Linked DNA regions of Homo sapiens: region 1 is linked to region 2. A link is an interaction called in ENCODE POLR2A ChIA-PET data of the cell type or tissue named here. Cell type or tissue: Panc1. All regions are shown on one strand.

Region 1 (2,500 bases), 130 kb before region 2:
CTAAATACCTAAAACCAATAAATGAAGAAGTACTCATATATATACCCTTTATAGAGATATGGAGTAAATACTAGAAGAAACAGCTAAAAGAGTGAAAAGTGGTTGCCTCTAGGGAGACAGGACTAGCAGTGGGTAGAGACAGGGCAAGGGACTGCTATTGAATTAAGTTTTTAGTACAACTTGGCTTTTAAACTGTACATATATTACTTTGGGGGAAAAAAGCACATAAAAAGTTTAATAAGAACACTAGCCTGGAGAACTGGGTTCTGGCTCAATGTCTGTCACCAGCCAACTGTGTTTGGTTGAGCAAGACACTTTGATCTCAGGTCTCAGTTGCTTCATCTATAAAACAAGGAGTTGGAGTCCTTCCCAACTGTCCAATTCTATGACTGCATGGTTCTAATGTGCAAATTTGGGTTCTCTGCCAATGTTGGTGGTATCATCCAAACTTGAATTACTGGACTGTAATATTATTTAGCACTGTGCTAAGAAAATAGCATTTTATTACATAGACATATACCTAAAAAATGGAGACATTTGGAAAAATGTGCAATAAGGGAGTCTTGTGATTTGCCAGACACAGAGGAATGTAAATTGTGACTATTTTGCAGAAGAATGCAATATGGAAGAAAACACAGGATCGTCAAAGAAGATAAAACAACATGGCCACCAAGAAAAAAACAAAGCAATAATAATCAAATAGACAAGGAGGGTTAGACCCAGACCAGGTCTAAATGAGAAGGAGGCTGGACAGTGGAGAAATAGGACCTTCCCATGGTTTTTATACAGGTGAACAGAGAAGTCTGAATGGTAGATGATTTTGGCAAAAGCTTGAGACTGGGGATGAAAAATGATGAGAAAGATAGTAGCTGTAATATTTTACAAGAGACTTACAAATATTTTACCTTTGGGATATAGAAGGAAGAGCTGATACGGTTTGCCATCGAGGACAAAGGTATGAAAAAGACACAAGACAGCAGGGACCACCTGAACTACAGGTGTCCAGGAAGCACAACATCTCAGAGTAAGGCCACCTTGGATTCCACTCCAACCTGTGTTTAATGTATGCAGAACGGAAGGCGAGGTTGAAAAGGAAAGGATGGGGACTCTGTCTTTGCTGGCATAAGCAAGCTCTGGGTCAAGAATACAGAAGAAAATCTGACAGTCAAAGTGGCATCCATATTTGCTGAAACTGACTTCTCTTGTTGGATTTGGAGCCTCTTTCCAAAACAAACAGCAAACTTCCTTTAGATCCAGGCAGTAAAATTCATTTTTATATCATTCATTAAACATTTAAACCATTCACTTAAAAAGAGAACAAACATTTTTACTGTGGTAAAATAAACCACTCATTCTCATGGACACAGTACTCTTTTATGTCTTTAGGAGAATAATAGCAAATGTTTATTGAGTATTCACAGTTCAGAGACCATTCTAAGAGCTTTATGCAAAATATAGTTGACCCTTGAACACCATGGGTTTGAATTGCGTGGGTTCACTTATATACCAAAGTTTTTCAACCAAATGAGGTTGAAAATACAGTATTTGTGAGACATGAAACTCGCCTGCACAGAAGGCTGACTTTTCATATATTCGGGTTCCGCAAGGCCGACTGAGGGATGTGAGTAAGCATGGATTTGGTATACCCAGGGGTCCTGGAAGCAATTCTCCGTGTACACTAAGGATGACTGTATCTTGTTTAATTTTTTCAACAACCCTATGAAGTAGCTACTATAGATCCACAATCCCTTATCCAAAGCTCTTGGGCTTAGTGGTTTTCCCAAATTGAATTTATCAGGTTTTAGTAAGGTCATATGGTGTACATTATATAACACCCCAGCAGTCGGGCTGCATCCTATAATCAGAAACACTAATATTTCTGCAGTGAAACATAGGAATAATCACACTAATTTGGATAAAGTGCATAATAAATAGTCATATGTCAGTTCAGGGCAGACTTTGATGCCAAATGAGTGTGCCTCAAATTTAGGGGAAAAAAAACAACTTTGTTTTCAGAGTGCTTGAAATGCACTCTTCAGAAATACAGATCAGAATTTTTATCCCTATTTGATAGATGAGAAAACCAAGGCACAAAAAAAAATTACATAACTTGCCCCAAGGGTCAGGGATTGACCCAGGCAGTGTGGCCCCAAACCTAGGTTCTTAACTGCCCTTGCCATATTGCTTCCTTGTATGTGGCTCACAGTTTAGGATTGGGGTTTAGAGGGCATAAATTACATTTTTACCGCACAAGTAGTTAAGGAACATGGTATTCAGAACCAAGCAGAGTCCTGCTGATATGGAAGACAGCCAGGTGACATCAATGCTTCCCATCCCTGAAGGACAGGGAGAATGACCTGGAGGAAGCCCAAGGCGTGGAGTTGTCCATAGAAGATCTTGAACCAGAAAGGCTCCAGGCACACACAGCATCTTGGAAAGGGGCTGTGCTTGCTTTTAATCCCATGGGATGAGGAAAATACAACAAAGTCCCAGATAAACC
Region 2 (2,500 bases):
GTGGATCCAGCACCCGGCCGCAGGTGGAGCTGCCTGCCAGTCCCGCGCTGTGCGCCCGCACGCTTCAGCCGTTGGGTGGTCGATGGGACTGGGCGCCGTGGAGCAGGGGGTGGCGCTGGTCGGGGAGGCTCAGGCTGCGCAGGAGCCCACGGCGGCGGGGTAGGCTCAGGCATGGCAGGCTGCAGGTCCTGAGCCCTGCCCCGCAGGGAGGCAGCTAAGGCCCGGCGAGAAGTCGAGCACAGCAGCCGCTGGCCCAGGTGCTAAGCCGCTCACTGCCCGGAGCCGGCGGACTGCTCCGAGTGCGGGGCCCGCCGAGCCCACACCCACCTGGAACTAGCGCTGGCCCGCAAGCGCCACGCGCCGTCCCGGTTCCCGCCGGCGTCTCTCCCTCCACACTTCCCCTCAAGCTGAGGGAGCCGGCTCTGGCCTCAGCCAGCCCAGGAAGGGGCTCCCACAGTGCAGCGGCAGGCTGAAGCGCTCCTCAAGTGCCGCCAGAGTGGGCGTCCAGGCAGAGGAGGCGCCGAGAGCGAGCGAGCGAGGGATGCCAGCATGCTGTCACCTCTCAGTGCTGCCATGCGGTGAGCTTCAACCAGAGCCACAGCTGGCTGACTGGATGGATGGAAGGAGGGGTGCTTCTACAGAATCTGTTGCTTGTGGCCAGGCATTTTCTTCAGAGAACAAAACAGTTCTCTGCGATAACCTTAGCATGCACAACAGGGCTTGACACACAGTAGGTATTCAATATTTCTTGAGTGAATAAATAAATGCCACCTAAAGGGAGAAGGGGGAAGAAGGAATCAGCTGGCATGAAGATGTTTGAACAAAGTGGCAGAGAGGGTAAGTAGGAGGAGACCCATAGCTTGGGGTAGGGGGCTCCAGGAAGCCAATGAAGGATGCTGGAGAAGGAGCTGGCTTCAAAGCAGTTAGACAATTGCCCACAAGAATGACCTGGTAGAATCACCATATGACCTGGTAATTACACTTCTAGGTATTTCCCTAAGAGAAATAAAAACCTATGTCGTGCAAAAACTTGTACACAAATGTTCATAGCAGCATTATTTTAATAGCCAAAATGTTGAAATAACCCACATGTCCATCAACTGATTAATAAGAAAATTAAATTGTGGTCTATCCATACAACGGAATAATATTGGGTTGGTGCAAAAGTAATTAAAAGTAATGGCAAAAACCGCAATGACTTTTGCACCAACCCAATATTATTCAGCAATAAAAAGGAATGAAGTATTGAGCCATACAACAAAATACACGAACCCAAAGAACATTATGCAAGTAAAAGAAGCCAGTACAAAAGGCCACATATTGCTGGGTGCACTGGCTCCTGCCTCTAATCCCAGCACTTTGGGAGGCCAAGGCAGGCGGATCACCTGAGGTCAGGAGTTCGAGACCAGCCTGGCCAACATGGCAAAACCCTGCCTCTACTGATAATACAAAAATTAGCCTGGCATGGTCGCACGCGCCTGTAATCCCACCTATTTGGTAGGCTGAGGCAGGAAAATCACTTGAACCTGGGAGGCAGAGGTTGCAATGAGCTGAGATCACGCCACTGCACTCCAGCCTGGGTGATGGAGTGAGACTCCATCTCAAAAAAAAAAAAAAAATTTTAAAAAGGCCACATATTGTATGATTCTATTCATATGAAATGCCCAGAATAAGGAAATCTATAGAGATAGAAAGTAGATTAGTGGTTGCTAGGGTTGGGGGCGAGAGTTAGAGGAAAATTGAGAGTAACTGCTAAGGATTGAAGAGGTTTTTCTTTGGGGGGGATGAAAATGTTATAAAATTGATTATGGTGATGGTTGCACAACTCTATGAATATACTAAAAATCACTGAATTGTACACTTTAACTGGGTGCATTGTAAGGTATGTGAATTATATCACAAACTGTTTAAAGAAAAAAAAAAGAATTATCTGGGGACGTGAGCCCAGAGAGCAGGCAGCCTAGCCCACAGTCACAGCAGGTGCCCTGGAGTCAGGTGGGGCTGAGCCCCAAGGACGTCTTCTCAGTCACTCTTCCACCTGTGAAGCCAGGAAAAGGACCCTACCAGTGGGTCCTGAGAGCCTTGGCTTCAGAGGAGCCCCTCCCATGGTCCTCAAGGCCAGTCAGGGGATGCAGCTCCGGGGTTCTAGAAGTGAGAAGGGCTGTGGCACTTCTTTATTTCTATCCCTGCAAGAGCTGGCGGGGGCGGGGGGGGCTCTCACTGGGTCGATGTTTGGGGTGGGTGTGAGAGGAGAGCATGGCACGAGGCAAGGAAGTATAAAGTAAGATCAGTAATTCCATGTTTTTTGAGCACTTACTATGCATCTGGCACAGTGTTAAATGTGAAGCAATTGGAGTGCAAAGAAGCATAAGAGCTTCTCTGTCCTGGAAAACTTGCCAAGGCTGCATGGAGACAGATGTATAAAAGATCCATGAGATGTGGTGCTAAAGCAGTGCGTGTGCTAGGACAGTGGCCCACAAAGAAGACACGGGGAGGGATG

What was found. Peaks named below come from ENCODE experiments on the same cell type or tissue, not always from the same donor. Only the 100,000 strongest peaks of a DNase experiment are listed, where the experiment ranks them.
Region 1: POLR2A ChIA-PET joins it to region 2 with 12 read pairs; 3 of 35 experiments call an interaction of 5 or more read pairs at or near these places.

The regions. Positions count from the first base shown.
Region 1 is chr7:105,826,010-105,828,509 of GRCh38, forward strand. All of the region lies in intron 2 of ATXN7L1 (ataxin 7 like 1), which reads right to left. Among named protein-coding and RNA genes, the nearest start is that of ATXN7L1, 49 kb to the right of the region's middle. In Panc1, no CTCF peak of the experiment used is centred here; no DNase peak of the experiment used is centred here; H3K27ac peaks cover 848 bases.
Region 2 is chr7:105,955,751-105,958,250 of GRCh38, forward strand. No RefSeq gene overlaps it. Among named protein-coding and RNA genes, the nearest start is that of CDHR3, 6.3 kb to the right of the region's middle. RefSeq lists enhancers at 1-466, 467-966. In Panc1, no CTCF peak of the experiment used is centred here; no DNase peak of the experiment used is centred here.